4 separate regions of the Homo sapiens genome follow, and all the other regions are linked to region 3. A link is a contact called in ENCODE Hi-C or POLR2A ChIA-PET data. All regions are on one chromosome and are shown on one strand. The core of a region is the stretch at or near the end of the contact, and the rest is flanking DNA. Distances in the headings are between cores, read along the strand shown.

Region 1 (2,700 bases), core at 109-2,608, 95 kb before region 3:
TTTTGCACTGCACCCTACATATTACGCAGCCAATCCTAGCTACACAGGACCAAAAGACTAGCCTAGTGACCTTGGATAAACTACAGTACCCATGCTTCCTTCTGGGTGACTCTGTCCTAGTTCCACGGTATGAGGACAATGATGAGAAAGGTGGATTGATATAGCCATAGATGTAGCCTTGCCAATGAGCAGAGTGGCAGCTTCTTGGATACACAGCAACATTTCCAAGCTACAGGCAGTAAGTTTTCTTTCAGGGGTCTCAGTAGACTCAGGGAAAACTAAAAGAAACTCTGAAAGTGCTTCCCATCCCTCCTCCTCCGCACTGCAATAACAAACTCACTTGCTAATTCATTGTAAAATGATCTGAATTACTCAGAGATGTGGAGAAATCAGCTTGGCTTTCAGCACAGGGAGTGACACCAGAACATCAGCCATTGAAGGGAAATAGAGCACAAGGTCACTCTGGCTGAGGTCTCACAATGGAGACTACTGCAGGGGAATGGGGAGGGTGCAGTGGCTTCAGAAAAGCAGCTGGTACCAGCAACCCTTACAGGTGACAGCCATGGAAGCAAGAGCTTTGGCTCTGGAAAATCTTTCACCAGTGAATGAGGAGGCTGTCCTGTCTAAGTGTCCCTCTGAGACACTCACAAGGAACTGTCTGTTTGGGTGGGAGGAACTGTGGTTGGACTTCCACTAAATTCAGTACTGGGAGTTAGAGGTAGAGTGTGTGGAACACTACTGTAAAGTGTTCCTCCTTTGAGTTTCCAAGATGGAGTGGCCCAAGGAGGAACGGACTTTACCAATGTTCAGTCCCATGGTTCTCATATGTGTGAATGTCTGTGTTTATACAGTGGGTCTGACTTTGACACTGGCAGCCATAACATCACTTCTCCATTCCCAAGTGAGTTCCTGTCATCTTCTGATTCTCCTCTCTGTGGCCCTAAAGTCACCATGTAATTTCCCAATGGTTACTCGCCGTCAGGATGTGTGGATGAAACTTTGGAAAGACTGCTGCAAAGCCGCTTGTCGAGAAACCCATCTATGTGTCCTGGCTCTCAAAATTTCAGTTCCTTTGAACATGCTGGTTCACTTTGTTCTGATTTTAGAATCTGGAAATGCAGAGCAAGACATTTCTAAGCTGGGAATTTGCCATCCTGTTGCAGGAGCACAGCAGCAGCCCCAGAAAAATATTTTTCAAGGCTGCAGAGAAAACAAGGGCTGGAAAAATGTTTGTTTATTGCCAGCTCTCCCCACAGCCGCTTATATAACAGCCTGTGCTGAGACAGGCTGTCCTGCCCAGGCTCAGAATCAAGAGTCACACTCCTTGGGATGATGACAGAGACAATGTGGGAACTACAGGGCTATGGCCTATGACGTCCAGGAAGGAAAACCAAGTGGTGTGTGGTGATTAGTCATTTCACAATGAGGGGATGGCTTCCTGGGGTGTTTTCAAGCTTTTGGGTGGCGGCACAGTCTGCAAGAGGGGGAAAGGCTCTGAGAACAAGATATGACTAAAGAATAGTTTCTCATTTACCATTTTTAAAAATAAAACAATGCACAGCCAATCACGTGTGAGCTGAAGGGTAGAGTCAAATGTTTAGGTATTTTCTGACCTTTCAGATCCATTCAGACTTTCTAAAAGCCACAGACATAAACACCATATCCAAATCTGGAAGCTTAAAAAGTTTGGACAAAATAGTATACATTTTGTTCAACACTTTATTGCAAAGGAAAAAAAAGGAAAGAAGTATACAAAGTTTTTCTTCACAAAACAAACACGAAAAACTAACTCTGCCAGGAAAAAATGTGAAACCCATAGACAGATCATGCTAAGGGTCTAAGGGGACAGCTTGCCTCCCCTACGGCATTACTGAAAAGCAGATGTGATGGGCAGCGTCACAGAGGCCTGTAATCCAGTTAGGTGCAGCAGCCACAGGCAGCCTACACTCTTCCTAAAAGCCTCCCTCTCAGGGAAACCCAGGGCCTCTTGGACTGTTCCAGGCTTTAAGTGCATATCAGAAAAACATTTGCCATATGTTTTAACTTAATTTCTAAGTCAGCGTGGGCCCATTCATTCTCATTCCTTCCATAACAGCCTTCCTGAGTAATTGCCTATTGACTTTGCTGCTTGCTGGTCATACCTGGGTGTGCATCTGTCTTACACCAGACACACCTAACTCTCAGCCTCTGTAGTCACAAATAAGGGTTCTATTTGTTGATTTAGAATGGCAAGTTGAAACTAGCACAGTCTTACACGTAGAAGATACTCAATCAGTATTTTGTTGATGGAGTCACATCTCTATCTCTCTCCTTATTCTTCTAGCTTACTTCCCCCACCCCTACTTTTATTTCTTTCTTCCCCCTCTTTTGTCAAAAGGTTGGGCTTACCAGCAAATCCACTGAATACTTGCTAACCCTCTGATTTACACCACACAAGTAGCACCAGTTTCACAAGACAGAAAAAAACTCACCTTGGGGCCCCAAGGTTGGCCTGGATCTTTGAAAGTGTAGGGTCATGATTTATTTTAGGCAAGTGGAGATCTAAAAAGGAGCAAAGATAACAGGACCCTGCAATTCACCAACTGGATCCTGTATATAAGAACCTTTGTGATTTCTCACCTTGCTAATTTCCTGCCCTCTCTTTCTGCAGGTTCTTCCCCAAACCATCATGGACCAGTTGGACTCTGAGAAGAAAAGTTT
Region 2 (2,700 bases), core at 77-2,576, 110 kb before region 3:
CTTCCAAAATTAGGCCTCATCTGCCCACTCTATGCTGTCTAGAACCTTCTTCTTTCATAAAGTCAATGAGGATTATAATTTTGAATAAGTTTGTGTGTATTACAAGTTTAATGTCCATTTCCCCTGGTAGAACAAGCTCTAGGAGAGTAGAGACGATGTCTCAGTTACTACAATGTGTGATACTTACTCAGTGCTCAATAAATATTTATTGCAATAATGAATGAGGCCAGATGTGGTGGCTCACGCCTGTAATCCCAGCACTTTGGGAGGCGAAGGCGGGCAGATTCCCTGAGCTGAGGAGTTCGAGACCAGCCTTGGCAACATGGCAAAACCCCATCTCAACTAAAAATACAGAAATTAGCCAGGTGTGGTGGCACATGCCTGTAGTCCCAGCTACTCGGGAGGTGGAGGCAAGAGAATCACTTGAACCCAGGAGTCAGAGGTTGCAGTGAGCTGAGATTGTGCCACTGCGCTCCAGTCTGTGTGACAGAGTGAGACTCCATCTCAAAAAAAAAAAATGAATGAATGAATGATCAAATGATCGTTAAAATATTCTATAGGATTATATACCGTATATATGCTTATTAAATAGTTGATCACAGAATGCAATCATATAATAAATAATCCTGGGAGGCTAACTGCTGTAATCAACAGAAACTGGGACTGACAGGGAAGGTAAGAATTTGACATGTTCAGTTTTGGGTATGTGAAATTTGAGATGCCAGATCAAGTGCATTAGGCCCTTTACCTTATTGTCAACTAAAATCGTAAAGGCTCTTCTAATTCATGAGAACATCCCACATCTCCTCTCTCTTGCACTTTGTAGCTAAGAGAAAAACCATTCACCCTTCTCATTAACATTTCTCATTCTTCCCTGAATGTTATGTTCATTGTTCAGCCTCTTGAAGTTGCTCTAAATCCTGAGTTTATGAGTGTACTTATCTCCACTCCCAGCTTTGCATTGTGTCAGTATTTATTTAACGTATTCCCAAAGCTGTTAATCCAGTTAATTGGTAAACATTGGCTATGTCAGAACCTGTAGCACAGTACCGAAGGAAGGCCTCCAGATAGATACCAAAATGCACGAATCAGCAGCACCCTTTGGATATGTCCTTTCACTCATTAAGTAAGCCCTGCCTGGAATGGAACTTGAGCCATGTCTGTTACTCTGGCCTCATGGAGCACCTGGGAGCTCACTAGCAAGCTCCTTAACTCTCTCCTGCTCCAGCTCCTTCTCAGCACTGTTGTTTCCTTCTTCTCCTAACAGATAAGTGGAAATTGGAGGGCCCCGTGGGCCTGCCTGAATCCAACTGCCACACCCCGGGCAAGCAGAGGGCCAGGGCCCTTTGCCCAAGTTTCCTTACAAACCCATGAAGGACAGTTTCAGAAAGCAGCACTCTAAAGGCACTCAGTGTCAGAGCCAAGGTAAACAGCCTGGGACACAGCTGCCGGTCCAACCGGGGTTAGGCAACGTGGACAGCCAGCGTGGGAAGCCAAGAGAAGCCGAGGAAAGAAAGAGAAGGGAGGTTTGAAGGGGGCAGTTGAGAGGGAGGCTTTGGCAGTTCTTGACTTCTGCTGCCATTGCAGTGGGCTTTGGAAGCCTTGAAAGGGACCGTAAAGATGAGAGCCAAGGAGGTGGCCACCAGAGGATGCATTTGATTGGGAATAGACAAAAGAGGCATCATCCTCACTTCAAAGCCATTTATCAAACACAGCAAGTGTGCTCTGCATAAGGATAAAGACCACCAGCTCTAGCATACATCTCAGGGTCCCAGAGAGGACAGGCAGACACCTCCCTGCGAACCCTAAGGCCTTACTGGGCAGCTCCCGACCTGGACAGGAGAGTTGGCACCACTAGCATACCGCCCTCCCTATTCTGCCTCCCTGAATTCCTTCTCAGCTTCTAGAAAGGGCAAACGGTCCTTCCATTACCAAAAGGCCCCCAACCACCACCCCTCCACTTCACAGAAAAACCATCACATGTTAACAGTCCTCACTGTTCTCTGCATGTTACATCACTGCTGACTTCTTTTAGTTTTTTCAAAAGCCCTAAAAACTGCTACCAGGAAATGAATAAGTCTACGTTGGATAATCCATAGCAATCTCATTTACTGTGAACAAGAGCCACAAACAGGACAGTGTGGTCATCTCTCAAGGGTGTTGGTGACCGGTCGGGTGATTCCCAGAAGAGATCAAAGCCAGGCAGAAAAGATGGCAAATGTAGCAGCTAGTGTAGTCAGTGGGTTGTGATTTGGCTGGAGCTGAGGCAAGGGAACGTCTGAAGCGAATGAATAAAACCCTGCACAGCTCTGAGAATGCCCGTGGCCTGGCCTGTGCTGTTGTTACATTTATATCTAATTCATGGAGTTGGTAACTGAGTGGTCGGGGCCCAGCCAGACTGCAGCAGCCTGTGCAGTTCCCCCAGGAGCCCGTTGGCCAGGTTTACCTTGCCTAGTTTCATCTCAAAGAAAAACATCGATTTAACAAATATCAAACCTTGGACCCCTGAGACATTGAAGCAATCAGGTTCTGTGGCCTGTAGGAAGCTTCTGCAATGCCAACCTGCTAAATGGTACCAAATGCCCAAACATTAGTCATAGGCACTATTATCAATGACCTACTGCATGCCAAGTGCTTGTATATAAACTGTTTCACTTGATCCTATTCCAAAATCTCTCTCCTGTCATCCTCACAGGCAAC
Region 3 (2,700 bases), core at 104-2,603:
TCTCAGAAGTGACCATATAGAAGAAGCTGTCTTTATTAGGAAGGATGTCTCATTCAGTTTAGCATTAAAATAATCTGGCATCAGAATCTACATTTGAATAGTTCTCTACCATCTTCTAAATGCCTTTCTGGAGCTTTATTATCTCACTGAGTCCTCCCGATAGCCTTTTGGGGTAAATGTCATTATTTTGCCTATTTTTCAGAAAAAGAAACTGAGGTTTCCGTTGTGTTGAGGTTTTCAGAGTGGTTGAGTCACTTTTCCACAGCCCGTGTGTAGAGGGAGTCTGGATACAGAGATTTTGAAATCTTCTGGTAATAGATAGTACCCTAGAGAGAAATCTCCTTTCCCGTCACCCATCACCACCCCCTTAGAGGGCTGGTGTCTCATTGGTGGCCTCCCCATGGGAGGAGATGATGTGGTACCTCTGTCACCCTATCAATCAGTGCCTGGATGATGTGGTACCTCTGTCACCCTATCAGTGCCTGGAAGAGTACTCCAGTGAATGGAAAATAGTACTCATGCTACAGAAACTCGGCTTCACCCATAGTTTACCTCTACATCTCTCCTGTATATTTTCAGAAACTTACTTGGGGTTTCACAGACAGGATTTACAGTCAAGACCACCTGGGGTAGTCCCTGAAGGAGGAAAGGCTTGTCTGGATTAAAAGTGAGAATGCTCTCAAATCCCACCCTAGTGGCACACCTCATGGCAGGTGGAAGTGAGACAAGCTCTTCTCACCATGGCTTCCCTCCACCACCTCCTTTGTCAGAAGCTAAACAAGCCCTTCCAGCAAACGTTCTGGCTCTCAGAGGTTCTCTGCAGTTCCACAGATATCCTGGGCTGGGATCCAACAGGGGCCTGCTTAGTCATAGCCACAGGAGTCTTGGAACATAGCCCCCTTTTCAAAAAAGAAACCTCCTAAGTCTCCGGGGGGGTCTCAGTTTCCACAGATGCAGCTCAGCCCTTTGCCTTTAGGGTTTCTTTACTGTCCTGTTAAATTGCAAATTCCCCTAGGAGTCTATTTAAAGCTCTTATCAGCCTTTTCACTTTAAGATAAATACAATACATTTCAGTCTTTCCTGAGGGTCTGATGGGAAAATGAGAGGAGTCTGGACTGTGTACCTTCCCTACCAAAAGACAAATGAGTCTGGGAAGGGAGAGTGGAGAGGAGTAAAAGGCAACTGCACCTCCCACATGTTGAGGTTGCATCCTGGCTGCTGTGTGCGGCAGGTCTGCAGAGATATCCAGGAGGATGGCCCAGTCAGGGTTTTTGGTTTGCAAACAACCGAAAACTCACTGAGCTAAACTAAGCAGAAATGGGGCTTGTTAGAAGGCTACTGGCAAGAAGACTAGAGAACAGTTAGTCTGGGAAGCTGGGCACACAGCCAAGAACCCACCAAGGGGATGATCCAATTAGGAGCCAGTTCTGCAGTCACAGGAGGCCCCACGCCTCTGAAAACAGCCCTCCCTGCTGCTGCTGCTGCCTCCAGCCAGGACATAGTGCAGCAGAGAATTACCCCAAAAGAGGAAGGCCCGCGAGTGACAGGCAGCTCCCACCCATCTCACTCCCCACCTACTCCCTGCAAATGTCCCCTGCAGACAAGATACAGAGAGGAATGGCTGCCCTTAGCTCTGTCTAACAGAAGAAGCTTCACTGAATAAACGTTTTGCTCTCCTACCAGATCAGATGGATTCTATTATACAATATCCCAATTCCACTGTAAGACCATAGAGATGGTAGAGATTTTGTATCAGGCCGATTTGAGCTGAAATCCTGTCTAAGCCACTTACTGGCTGTTTGATCTTGGATAAATGATTTAACTAATCAAGCCCTCAGTTTTCTCACCCATTACGTAGGCCGTCCATAAGTAGGTATGTCAAATCTCACAAAGTAGTTTGGAGGTGTTTTTAAGGAAATAGAAATATCAAACAGCTGGCCCAGAGCAGGATTTTAATAAATGTGCTTGGCTTTCTCCTCCTTCTACCAAGTTTCCAAGTCATCATTGGCCCATTATCTCCAACTTGGGGCACAGTGAGCACTGGGCTTGGCAGTGGCAGGCGTGTCTTTGTTGAATGGAGGAAGATATACTGAGCCCACATCTGCATTTCTACAGCAGCAGGAGACTGGTATGTTAGATGTGGACCCAAATAGCACACAGGTAGGCCATATAACAACCTGATACACACATTGCCCGGGAGCCTGTGTGCTCCTGACTAACTCTGCCCATCCCCGCTAGCAGCCCCAACAGCTGAGGCACCCTGGTCCAAGTTCATGGCTCTGCAGAGCTGCCCATATAAAGCTGACCACGGAAAGGAAAAAAAGCAGAAACAAAGAAGAACAATGGACTTTTCCAGTCCAGTATTCATAACCATTTAGACCAAAGATGACATTTATATATTTTTAATTCAGAAAATATATTCTCTTCCCAAAGGAAAGAAATAGGGGGGTGCCTAGAGAAGACAGGAGGTGCCCTTTCACAGTCTCTTTACAGAATTAGAATCTGAGCACAGCACAAGCAAATACAACCTCAAATAAGGCCCCTCAAAGTCCTTCCTAGCTGGAACAAGTTTGGAGGGCAAGCTGTCCAAAACCGTCATCTTATACTTGTCTTAGAGTTGAAAATGTGGTCATTGAACTCCAGTACCAAGTTAGGTGACATATTTACACATCTGCAGTTTTTAACAACCATTCTGGCTTC
Region 4 (2,700 bases), core at 201-2,700, 100 kb after region 3:
TCCTGGTCCAAAGGTCAAACAGCTGATGACTGCAGGGCCAGGCCTAGCAGCCAGAAGCCTGCCTCTCAGCTCAGGGTCCTCCCACACACCAGTGCAGGAACCTATGGCACTGTCTGCTTCCAAGTTCTATCGGTGGGCACAGATCTCCACTTGCAGGCAATGTTACCTAAGAGGGAGAGGAAACTTGATTTTCTCTGCCTCCATTTCTAAAAATCGTAATGCCACAATTGCTGCCTGAATGGATTTGAAGTTGACATCTAAAAGCAGTCATGTTGTCAGCCCCTGGTAGTTTCAACTACTTATTTTACACAAAGCAAGAGCAGAGTAGTGTCTATATAGATTAATTTTCATTCCTAATTTTAGTTATAATTAACTTTTATACATTTCTTGTATAAATTTAAAGCTGTTCTGGCATTGCATATTTATTCCATAATGAAAAATAAAAGTTCTCTTTTAAAGTATGCAAAAAATGCACACAATTACTGAAATATGAACACTGTTCATTTGAAATACAAAGTAGACGTTCATTCAAATCCATGTAAAATTCCTACTTCTCCTTCATTGAACGGGGGTTTCTCCTGCTGCAACTGATGTCATGAACACTCAGTGCTGGTACAGCATGCCATTCCCCTTAAAAATCTTTCCTTCTCCACAGAACATAAGTGCAACATAATCAGTTATATAATAACCCACAGGCCAATAAGACCTACACTCAGGTCTATAAGCAAGTAGCAAAATGCCTTTTTAAATTACCTTAAATATGTTTAAATATAAGTCAATCATCTCAAGTATGTTTAGTAATTACTAAAATGAGGAACATGTATGGAAAGACATCTTTTAATAATTCATTCTTATTTCACAAATATTCAGCTGCCAAAATTTCATGAGTCTCACATTTTTAATAAAAAGACCCAAAGTTCCATTAAATAATGGAGAAAAAAACTTCTCCACCATCTTAATACACTGACATGAGATTTTTCAAATTTTCCACGATTACCACCTATGGTATTTTAAAGATCTTCATTAAAAACATAAAAAATGAAATGGCTAGGGATTTCTATTCACTATAGTTTTTTCAAGGAAATGTAATTACTACGTAAGTATTCCTTTATTAAATTTGAAGTTATATAACCAACAAGCCAATATGAAAGATTTTTCTTTACGTCCTTTTCAAATTCCCCCAAAATATCTTTATGACAACTGCTATCAGCCTATGGCAGTGAGCCATCCATCATTTCAACAGGATGCCCGTGTCACCACTTTATAACACATGCACGCTATCGAACAATTCTTTTTAGGGATCTTGGATGTCCCATTCACCTCTCAATCTCCCACCAGCTCTAGATGAGAGAAATGAATGATTCAGAAAGTTTGTCCTTGTTCTGCAAGGACTTAAGACAAGCCTTAGAACTTGGGATTGGTCCAATTCCTACTGGGCAGGGGGCCACTGCTGAGGCCCTAGGTTGATAGATTACAGAGCCGGTAAACCCACCCCATTCACTTGCTCGCTCACGTTACTCCTACTGCAGAGTGGGATCCCTCAGGCTCACTCCTCAGGTGCCAGGGGCCAATCTGCCTCAGGATTCCTTCGTGGTTTTAATTTTGGCCTGTTTTATAGTCATGCAGAATCAACTGCAAGGACATCCTTGCTCATCTGGTCCCACCTCAAATCATCTTTTGCTTAGACAAAACGAATTATCCCAGGAGCTAGAAACTCATCCTACACTAGGAGAAACATCCCAACCCAGGGTGACAGGGTTCTTAAAGTGGAAATCAGCTTCTCCAACTTCCGTCTTTTGATCCTAGATCTGCTTATTCCAATTATACACAGAATAAGGCTCCTTCTTCCTCTCAGTTCAGTAAAAAATTAAGATTTTCAAGGACTCCTAGAATTTTAAAGCCAAAGGGGAATGTAAGAGATCATCTCTTTCAAACCCCTACATCCGTCCAGGAGTGAAGCAACCTGTCCAAGTCACACAGTAGTTAGAATTGAGCTGGACTCCTCCACTGTCTCTTCTCTTACCTGCTGAACAACTCAATGTGTCAATTTCCTTTTACTTCATGCAGTCAAATCACGCCCCTACTTTTCCAATCATTCCACTGCCCTTCAGGATTTTACTAGTCAAATTGTTAACTTTACCTGGAAACAGTTGTGGAAATGACTGCCATTATGTTAACAGGGTCATATGAAAAACACTTGTTTATCAACATTTATATGCTTTATTGAAAGTTGACAAGTGCAACAGTTAAATACAGTGACACCTTACAATTGTGTAGAGAACATGCACAGAAACATATGCATATAACTACTATACAGGTGATATGCAGAAACCCCTACTGGGAAATCCATTTCATTAGTTAGAACTGAGCATTTTTCAAAGTATTCAACCAGCTCAATTGAAAGACTTCAGTGAACAAGGATTTACTTCAGCGTATTCAGCAGCTAGATTTCAGATTACACAAAGTGAGTAACTGTGCCAAATTCTTAAAATTTCTTTAGGTGTGGTTTTTGTCATGTAGCAGTTTTTATGTAGATCTATATATAAAAGTCCACACCTCCTCAGACAGCCAATGAAACAACTAAATTTCAATCTGTACAACCTAAATAGTAGTTACAGTCCTCTATTGTACAAAATAGTTACACTACATACACAAATATACAATAAGCAAAACAACCTTCATGGTAAGATAGCCTAGGTC

The links. A loop is a pair of places that touch in the nucleus more often than their neighbours do. ChIA-PET counts read pairs that join two places held with the same protein, here RNA polymerase II (POLR2A). Pooled maps may share reads with other maps.
Region 1: a pooled map shows a loop between it and region 3 (2.4-fold over the local background). The contact joins two enhancer-like sites. A Hi-C loop is called at or near these places in 4 of 50 pooled maps. POLR2A ChIA-PET finds 5 or more read pairs at or near these places in 5 of 52 experiments (A673, BJ, H1 and 2 more).
Region 2: a pooled map shows a loop between it and region 3 (2.0-fold over the local background). The contact joins two enhancer-like sites. A Hi-C loop is called at or near these places in 1 of 50 pooled maps. POLR2A ChIA-PET finds 5 or more read pairs at or near these places in 3 of 52 experiments (A673, H1 and activated T-cell).
Region 4: a loop to region 3 is called in a map of K562, with 2.4 times the contacts of the local background. The contact joins two enhancer-like sites. A Hi-C loop is called at or near these places in 3 of 168 maps with a recorded cell type or tissue (A673, K562 and psoas muscle) and 2 of 50 pooled maps. POLR2A ChIA-PET finds 5 or more read pairs at or near these places in 13 of 52 experiments (A673, AG04450, BJ and 9 more).

The regions. Positions count from the first base shown.
Region 1 is chr13:44,236,178-44,238,877 of GRCh38, forward strand. No RefSeq gene overlaps it. Among named protein-coding and RNA genes, the nearest start is that of MIR8079, 41 kb to the left of the region's middle. Within about 2 kb of position 1,359, at least 26 of the 41 ENCODE cell types and tissues checked have a DNase peak (open chromatin) inside an H3K27ac peak, as active enhancers do.
Region 2 is chr13:44,217,664-44,220,363 of GRCh38, forward strand. No RefSeq gene overlaps it. Among named protein-coding and RNA genes, the nearest start is that of MIR8079, 23 kb to the left of the region's middle. Within about 2 kb of position 1,327, at least 22 of the 41 ENCODE cell types and tissues checked have a DNase peak (open chromatin) inside an H3K27ac peak, as active enhancers do.
Region 3 is chr13:44,331,263-44,333,962 of GRCh38, forward strand. No RefSeq gene overlaps it. Among named protein-coding and RNA genes, the nearest start is that of SERP2, 41 kb to the right of the region's middle. RefSeq lists an enhancer at 1,511-2,010. Within about 2 kb of position 1,354, at least 16 of the 41 ENCODE cell types and tissues checked have a DNase peak (open chromatin) inside an H3K27ac peak, as active enhancers do.
Region 4 is chr13:44,431,322-44,434,021 of GRCh38, forward strand. It overlaps TSC22D1 (TSC22 domain family member 1), which reads right to left. Exons shown (of 3, transcript NM_183422.4): 3 at 822-2,700. Among named protein-coding and RNA genes, the nearest start is that of TUSC8, 27 kb to the left of the region's middle. Within about 2 kb of position 1,451, at least 5 of the 41 ENCODE cell types and tissues checked have a DNase peak (open chromatin) inside an H3K27ac peak, as active enhancers do.